3 separate regions of the Homo sapiens genome follow, and regions 1 and 2 are each linked to region 3. Evidence: chromatin contacts called from ENCODE Hi-C or POLR2A ChIA-PET data. All regions are on one chromosome and are shown on one strand. The core of a region is the stretch at or near the end of the contact, and the rest is flanking DNA. Distances in the headings are between cores, read along the strand shown. Region 1 overlaps DLGAP4 (DLG associated protein 4). Region 2 has its middle 61 kb from the start of RPRD1B. Region 3 holds the start of RBL1 (RB transcriptional corepressor like 1).

Region 1 (2,700 bases), core at 107-2,606, 630 kb before region 3:
CTGCAGAGAGCTGGGGTTTGCTGTCAAGGAGCTTAGGATGTCCTAGAACTTTGGTGCAGGGAATGAGATCAGCTGTTCAAGCGCCTTGTCTTACAGATGAAGAGATGAGGCCCAGAAGGGCCAGGGACCCACAGAGGTTTGAGCCAGGACTTCTGGGTCCTGTTCCATGGCACTGCCTTTGAAGAAGTCACTGTCATGCTGTTATCACCTGCCCCTGGTGTATAATGACAATCTCTAACATCCTTTGACCTTTTTACTGTGTACGCTGTGCTTGGTGCTTTACTTCAGCTACTTGCAGTGGAAAAGAAGAAGGGCTTGGTGCCTGGCCTGGAAGTGAGGGGTGCAGGATCCCAGTTCCCACATCTCACCCACTTTTAGGGATGTCACTTTCCTTTGGGCTTCAGCTTCCTAATCCATAAAATGGGAATAACATTCCTTATCCTAAGACTGATTCTGAAATCATGGAATCCCTCAAGAATTGTGTGAGCAGCGGCTCACTCCTGTAATCCTAGCACTTTGGGAGGCCAAGGCAGGCAGGTCGCTTGAGCTCAGGAGTTCAAGACCAGCTTGGGCAACAAGACAAAACCCTGTTGCTCCAAAAAATACAAAAATTAGCTGGGTGTGGTGGCATGCGCTTGTATTCCCAGCTACTTGGAGGAGGCTGAGGCAGGAGGACAGCTTGAATCCAGAAGGTCAGGAGGTCGAGACTGCAGTGAGCTGAGATCATGCCACTGCACTCCAGCCTGGGTAACAAAATGAGACCCTGTCGACCGGGCGCGCTGGCTCACGCCTGTAATCCCAACACTTTGGGAGGCCGAGGCGGGCAGATCACTGGAGGTCAGGGGTTCGACATCAGCCTGGCCAACATGGTGAAACCCCGTCTCTACTGAAAATACAAAAATTAGCTGGGTGTGGTGGCACACGCCTGTAATCCCAGCTACTTGGGAGGCTGACGCAGGAGAATCATTTGAACCTGGGAAGCGGAGGTTGCAGTGAGCTGAGATTGCACCATTGCACTCCAGCATGGGTGACAAAAGCAAAACTCTGTCTCAAAAAAAAAAAAAGAAGAAACTGTTCCAGAGAGTAGAAACTCTGGGTTTCAGAACCACAAACGCCTGGTTTTAATCAGTCTCCATCATTCACTGCGTTTGTAATCTTGGGCAAATTATTTCTTTGAGCTTCAGTTTTCTTATCTGGACTCAAGATCTGTACTACAGGATTATGATGAGGATTAAATGAGATTATGTATTTTTTTTTAAATCTGGTGCACAGTAGGCACTTAATAAATGTGAACTTTCCCTTCCCAAAAACATCTGGGTGACTTTTCTCTTTGTAGGAACTAGACAGCCCAGTTCCCCCCCCATCCCCCCCACCCCCGCATGCCCTGTGGTTGGGGTTTAGATAACTAGGAAAGCACCTGTGGCTATTCTAATAGTAATAGGAGTGATCTTCTCATCTCTCCCAGGCTGTGTGAGGCATTGTGTAATCAGCCAGGCTCTTTCCCGACCATTGTTCTCCACCAACAGGCCTGGAAGTCGGAAGCCAGTGGAGTTCTCCCTGTTTCACAGGTGAATGAAAAATAGGGGGCCCAGAGAGAGACAAGGACCTGCTCAGGGGCCCACAGCCACAGCAGTGACAGGCAAACTTGTAGCCCAGGCCTCTTCTCCACAGCCCGCAGCGTTTCTCCAGGTTTATGGCTTCTGCCTGATAGCCTACCCCTCAGGCCGCCTTCCCTGGGTCTGTTCCCATCTGTTCTGGGAGGAGGGTTTTCTTGACATTTCCCCAGTCTCTGAGCTCATCTTGAATTTAAAAGGAGGCTATCTGGAGGCTGGGTGGGGACTGAGTCACCACCTCCCGTGGCTTTCTCATCCTGAGCAGCAACCAGACACACCCAGAGGGCCACTGCTGGAGACCTGCAGATTGTAAATGCCACACAGGCTTTCTTCCCAGAAGCTCAGATGGGCTCTTGCGGGAAGGCTGTCATCGTGGTTCTGTATGTATTTCTTCCTTCCCCTAGCCACTTTGAGAAGTTGTTGCCTGTCCTTTCCCGCTTCAGCCTTTATTAATGCTGTCCTCTTCCCCTATAGTGCCCTCTCTTCCCCTAGAGGCCCACACTGTCAAATGCCACCTCCCCCAGGAAGTTTGTCCTTGCTGGCTCTGGAGTCCCAGCAGGACTCCTGAGGATGCTTACGGCATGACCTTGGCAGGTCACGCCACCTTTCTGTGCCTCAGTTTTCTCATATATAAAATTTGGGTTTCTTGTCTTTATAAAGCTCCATCCCTAGACACTCTCATTTGGCAGGTCTTGGGGCAGGAATCACATGCCCCTAGGTTTTTAAACCAGCTCTCTAGAGGATGCTGGTGCTGAGAGCCTGTCGGCTGCAACCTGGGAAAAGCTGAACTGAGAGGACCCTGGTTTGCATGACAGCCTAGCTTGTTGCTGTGTGACCTTGGATTAGTCAGCTTTCTGTACCTCCGTTTTCCTCCCTATCAGATTGGGATGGAAATGAGAACTCGTGTAGTAACAGCCCCTCAATAAATGGCAGTCATCACCATCATCAGCTTTGTTTTGTGTGGGGATTGGTGGTTTTCAGAAGCAAGTCACCTTTCCCCTACTTGGTCCTGGCAGCAGGCACTGTCAAGTCAGACTGGGCCAGGGTGCAGGCTGTGGAATTGAACACCTGAGCAGGAATGAAGTCT
Region 2 (2,700 bases), core at 16-2,515, 1.0 Mb after region 3:
ATTTCTTCACTCCTCCCTATAAATAGTAAGTCCATGATTCTTCTGGTTTAATTAGCACTTCAGGCTACAAAATGACTTTGAGGTCTTCAGAGCTGAAGATGGAGCTACCCAAGAGTCCATGAATCTGTCAAAATGCTTATCCTTTGTGACTAGAGCCATTAACTCTCTGTGTCACCTTCCTGGGCAAGGTATTTTCCTCTCTGGGCCTCAGTTTTTTCTTTCTTTTTTTTTTTTTTTTTTTTTTTTTTCTTTTTGAGACAGGATCTAACTCTTGCCCAGGCTGGTGCAACCTTAGCTCACTGCAGCCTCAATCTCCTCGTCTCAAGCTATCCTCCTATCTCAGCCTCTCAAGGAGCTAGGACTACAGGCATCTACCCACGCCTGGCCAATTTTTTTCTTTTCTTGACTTTTTTTAGAGATAGGGACTCACTATGTTGTCTAGGCTTGTCTCGAATTCTTGGGCTCAAGCAATCCTCCCGCCTTGACCTCCCAAAGTGCTAGGATTGTAGGCATGAGCCACCACAGCCAGCCTCAGCTTTCTTACCTGCAAAATGTAGTATTGGACTAAATTATCTCTAGGTTTTCTGCGAGCCCTAAAAGCTACGATTGTTGTGCTGCATAAGAAGCATATGGGACTGAAGTCTGAGAACTCTGGATGGTATATCCTGGGCACGCAGTACTATTTGTTAGAGAAATGAATAGTATCACCATTGTGCTGTGTATACATAGGAAACCCTGGAGACCATAGTCTAAAGATCGGGGCACAGGAGACAGTGCCACGACCGGGAAGATGGGAGTAAACACAGTAGTTCACTGCACAAAATTCATATTTGGTTTATTTGGGATCTTTAAGAAAAAGCCATTTGCTAGCATGGTTTCCTCTTTTACTTTCTCCTGGAATAATTCATCTGGCTAAAGCTCATCGCTCACTGCTACCTCTGTAGGATTTTCCATTTAAAAATCATGCTTCCACTCTGAGGCACAGATTCAATTAAGAATCCATTCTCCTGTACAGTAGGTTGGGATTCATACAGCTTTATGTAGTGTTGAAAGCCCAGTGTGTTCACTTTTTTTAGACTCAAATAGTTATTTTGCATTAAAAATTCATTTCTACCATTGGTTTGATAAATATTAAAATTAGCAGGCCATTTATCTAGTATTTTTTGTGAATAAGAGGCAGCTGTGATGAGTGAAAACTCATATCTTCTCATCTCCTCTCACTATGATGACCTTGGGCAAGTCACTCAGCCCTTGGGGACCTCAGCTGCTTCTTACAGGAAATGAGTAGGGTTGATTACGTAACCTCTGAAGTCCTGTGACTAGGTTTTCAGAATATTTCTTCCTACTGAGAATCTTAATAAACTCAGTACCTGAATAATGTACTCCATAGATTTTAAAATACTCACTATACAAATTCTTAGGAAAGAAAGTAGTTACCAACATACTTGTTAATAACTGAGATGTTTGTAAAAAGGGCCTAGTGCTTTGGTACAAATTAGGGACTCAGTGGTGGCTGTTACTATGTTAAATAATGAATGCAGGTATTTATAAACACATGTAACAAGATTAAAATAGATGTCTGCTGGAAGGAGTAATAGAGACCACATGGCTAGACCATCTGCAGCATTTACAACAGAGTGGTCAAAAACCTGTCATCCTCAACCCCCCTCACCCACTTTAAGGGTATGAAAAGAGTCAGGAGTTAAGAGGTAAAGGAAGAGGATTTGGGATGAGAATTATTTGAAAAGGGCCATTGGTGTGTTTGGCATCTCCCTAGTGGGAGCAGTGGGTGCCACCTACACTTTATCTCAAGATTAGGGGAAAGGGCCTCCATGGAGCTTAGTATGTGTCCCTGATCTGGTGGATTAAACAGACCCCTGCCTGGAAAAGTCTGAAGGATGAGATGCCAGTGCTGGCTAAGTGTTTGATGACGAAGCAAGGGAGAGGCTGGGTGCAGACTCCACTCCTAGAGTTTGTCAGGGCAGAGCATGCATGTAGAAGAACTGGCCTGCATCCTGGGGTGATAGAGCCTGGGCAAGAGGCCCGGGGTTTCAAGGAGGCGAACTTCAGACTCACAGTGCTGAGGAAGGAGTAGAGCAAAGAGCCAGGGAGAAACCCTCACCCCAAGAGACCCCAGGTGATGGGAGATGAGGATGGGAGACTGGGGGAAGGGAGGGGAGGAACCACTCCAAGGAGCATCTGAGGAGCCCATGGGGGAAGGAAGCTGTTAAACTTTGTTAAACTTTTGCCCAGCAGCGCCCAGTCACCACCACCAGACCTTAAGGACTGTCTCTTGCTGCTGCTTCACTCCCACTGCTGTGTCCCTGGAAGGGTCAGAAACGGTAAACAAGGGAGGCCTCCCTTCCCGGATGCTGGCCTCCCTTCCCAGATGCTGGCCTCTCGCCCCCAGCAGACCCAGAGAGGTCACCTTCACATGATAGGCTATTTTGATTGTAACATGGGCTTGCACATTTACATCTCTGAAATGAGACTGTTTTTACACTTTAAGTGTGACTACAGGAATTTTTTTAAATAAAAATGACTAGAGAAGTTATGGAGGCCTGGGTTTTTCTTTGAGAGTTACAGGATACATTAGCCCCACAAATTGGATTTCAAGGGACATAGGAGACAAAGTTGCTTTGCGATTGCAGTTCCCCAATCCTGCCTGTGTACTATGGTGGTTACACACACATGATTCAT
Region 3 (2,700 bases), core at 149-2,648:
TCCATCACAATTCTGTCTACACTGGGCTTATGCTCGTCTGGGTTTCTTTCTCTGTTTTTAGATAGAGTCTTGCTGTCACCCAGGCTGGAGTGCAGTGGTGTGATCTCCACTCACTGCGGCCTATGCCTCCTGGGTTTAAGCAATTCTCCTGCCTCAGCCTCCCGAGTAGCTAGATTACAGGCAGGCGCCACCACACCCAGCTAGTTTTTGTATTTTTTTAGTAGAGATGGGGTTTCGCCGTGTTGCCCAGGTTAGTCTCGAACTCCTGGCCTCAAGTGATCCGCCCGCCTTGGCCTCCCAAAGTGCTGGGATTATAGGCGTGAGCCGCCACGCCCAGCCTGGGTTTCTATATTAGAATAATCCTAGGCAAGACAACCTTCTGAGCCTTGCCATTATCACCTGGAAAGCAGTCTAATACTCATTGCCATGCCATGTTCACAGGGCTGTTGCGAGGATAAAATGCAAGAATGATGGGGAAAAAAATCAAGTAATTATAACTGACATTTGTTTTATTCAGAGCCAGACACTGATGCAAAGCATCAGGACGATGCTCTGACGGAGGAGGAAACGTAGGGCTGAGATCAGCTTCGTGTGCACATTGGCTTTGATCAAACTGCTGCACAGCGACCGGCAGCTCCACCCTGGTGAAGCAGAGGGTGGAGGTTAAACGGCTCAGACCCTGGGTCTGGCTCCATCTCTAACCGTGTGACCTTGGGCCTGTAGCTTAACCCGTCTAGGGCTCCGCTTCCTCTTGCGTGAAATGGGGATCACAGAAGGGGTTCAGACGGAACTGAGGGTCCATTTAAAGCTCTGGGCAGTGATGTCTTGGCATGCAGTTCATTTTCACTTTACCATTATATTTGTTCTTACTGATTTAAGGGCAGCACCATGACTTTTGTGGCGCTTGGCGGGGTAGAGGGAAGTGTGGTCAGGAAGCCTGGGGTCTGAGCGGCGCGGGACCTAGGCCGCTCCTTTCCTGAGCTTCAGTTTCCCGCCTCAAAATGATGGGTGGATTGGCTGAGCTACACCCACCTTTCCCGCCCCTCGGCGCTTGGCTGCGCAGCGACCCTCCTAGGTGGGGAAACTCCCACCACCCCATAGGCCGAGGAAGGGGCGGGGCAGGGGTGGGGCCTGGCGAGGGTAGGGTCCGGCCGCCCCACCTGCTGCCGCTCACCTCTAGGCTGTAGTTGCCTCGGATGGCAGTAAAGTCGTCCAGGGCTTCGGCCGCGCTCCCCTCGTCCAGGTTCAGCTCCTGGCACAGGGCCTGTAGCGCCTCCCCGGCTGCGGCGACCACCGCCGCCCCCTCAGCGTGGGGCTTGTCCTCGAACATCCCTTCAGGCCCCGCGGGCTGCGCGCCACGGCCCCCGACTTCTTTCTCCCTCCCAGGCGCGCTACCCACAACCACCTGCGCCAAAGCGCGCGAAAATCTGCAGCTGCGGGACGTGTTGTCATCCACCGTCTGCCTCCGCTTTTCTCCTCAAAAAAAGTCCGTTTTTCCTCCGGAGCTCCTAGCAGTCCCTCCCCGGAAATGTGATAAGAAGATGTACCTCAGATTCTGAAAGACCTGTCCTTGGCCCTTGGCTGGTCGCGGGGGGCCCAGCCGGCGGGACAGAAAAAGAGCGGAGGGATCCTCAGCCCGCGCGCAGAGCCTGCTGGGAGGTGTAGTCCATCTCTTGGGAGATGAAGCCCGCGGCCTCCCCCTGTCTTCCTGGTTAGGCTCTTGGGTTTTGGGGCAGGGCTGGGCTGCCTACTGCGAGGTGGCCTCGTGCAGCGTAGTGAGATGCCTCCTCTATCCACGGGCCCTGGGTTTGTCACTGTCCCTGGGCGCCAAACATAATCTGAGCTGTACCCCTTGAGTTAGGAGATGGAGGCTGGAAGAGAAAAAAGTAGCCCCTGGACGAAGAGGGGCCTCTTGGGACTCTCCCCAAAGTCCTAGTGCCCAGTGAGTGGTTCGCTAAATGACAGAGGGGAAGGATTGGTGACGGATATTAGAAGACGAATCCTCATCTCATGCTAGTCGCTAAAAGAGGCAGGCAGAGAAGACTGCAGTAAATGAGGCAGGAGAATAGGGTCTGGAGGCAGGGAACCTATGGCTGTTTCACGTGACTTCTTAGAACTAAATTGAAAGGAAAACCCCAACTTTCCACGCCTAAGTAACAAAAGAACCAGAGGCTGTTCCCTTGGACCTTTTCTGCATGGCAGATGGGAAATTGGCTGTCTGCAACAAATCACACTGAGCGCCTTCCAGTCTTTGTTTGCAACTTTGTAACTTCACTCCAGCCTCTGAACGGTTGCTGTCCACAACCAATCAGACTGATGGCGGGAGAGTCTTCCTTTGCATAGAAGTATAATTTTGTTAACTTCACCCTGGCCTCTGATTGGTTGCTTTCTGCAACCACTCAGACTGATTGTGGGCTACCACTTCAGTTACATCAAGAGAGCATAAAGTGGCCAATGGGAAACTTCTAGAGGGTATTTGGACCCCAGAAGATTCTGTGTCTGGGCCCTTGAGCTGCTGCGTGGGTTCGCTTCCCCACTATGGAGTGTACTTTTGTTTTCAATAAATCCCTGTCTTCGTTCTTTTGTTGTTCCATTATTTGCTTTGCCTGTAATCCCAGTACTTTGGGAGGCCGAGGCAGGTGGATCACTTGAGTCCAGGAGTTTGAGACCAGTCAGGCCAACAAGGCAAAACCCCGTCAC

The links. A loop is a pair of places that touch in the nucleus more often than their neighbours do. ChIA-PET counts read pairs that join two places held with the same protein, here RNA polymerase II (POLR2A). Pooled maps may share reads with other maps.
Region 1: a loop to region 3 is called in a map of CD8-positive, alpha-beta T cell, with 12 times the contacts of the local background. The contact joins the enhancer-like site here to the promoter of RBL1 in region 3. A Hi-C loop is called at or near these places in 5 of 168 maps with a recorded cell type or tissue (B cell, CD4-positive, alpha-beta T cell, CD8-positive, alpha-beta T cell and 1 more), 6 of 37 single-sample maps with no recorded cell type and 15 of 50 pooled maps.
Region 2: a loop to region 3 is called in a pooled map, with 6 times the contacts of the local background. The contact joins the enhancer-like site here to the promoter of RBL1 in region 3. A Hi-C loop is called at or near these places in 1 of 37 single-sample maps with no recorded cell type and 2 of 50 pooled maps. POLR2A ChIA-PET finds 5 or more read pairs at or near these places in 2 of 52 experiments (H1 and activated CD4-positive, alpha-beta T cell).

What each region holds. Positions count from the first base shown.
Region 1 is chr20:36,463,800-36,466,499 of GRCh38, forward strand. All of the region lies in intron 7 of DLGAP4 (DLG associated protein 4), which reads left to right. Among named protein-coding and RNA genes, the nearest start is that of MYL9, 76 kb to the right of the region's middle. RefSeq lists enhancers at 209-1,135, 1,136-2,061, 1,637-1,816 and a silencer at 1,707-2,001. Within about 2 kb of position 1,357, at least 25 of the 41 ENCODE cell types and tissues checked have a DNase peak (open chromatin) inside an H3K27ac peak, as active enhancers do; they include CD4-positive, alpha-beta T cell and CD8-positive, alpha-beta T cell, where a contact is called at or near this core.
Region 2 is chr20:38,093,231-38,095,930 of GRCh38, forward strand. No RefSeq gene overlaps it. Among named protein-coding and RNA genes, the nearest start is that of RPRD1B, 61 kb to the left of the region's middle. RefSeq lists a silencer at 2,584-2,643. Within about 2 kb of position 1,266, at least 20 of the 41 ENCODE cell types and tissues checked have a DNase peak (open chromatin) inside an H3K27ac peak, as active enhancers do.
Region 3 is chr20:37,094,599-37,097,298 of GRCh38, forward strand. RBL1 (RB transcriptional corepressor like 1) reads right to left here and starts at 1,399. Exons shown (of 22, transcript NM_002895.5): 1 at 1,175-1,399. The coding sequence starts at 1,330. RefSeq lists enhancers at 758-857, 1,091-1,767, 1,418-1,687, 1,808-1,857 and a silencer at 1,128-1,187.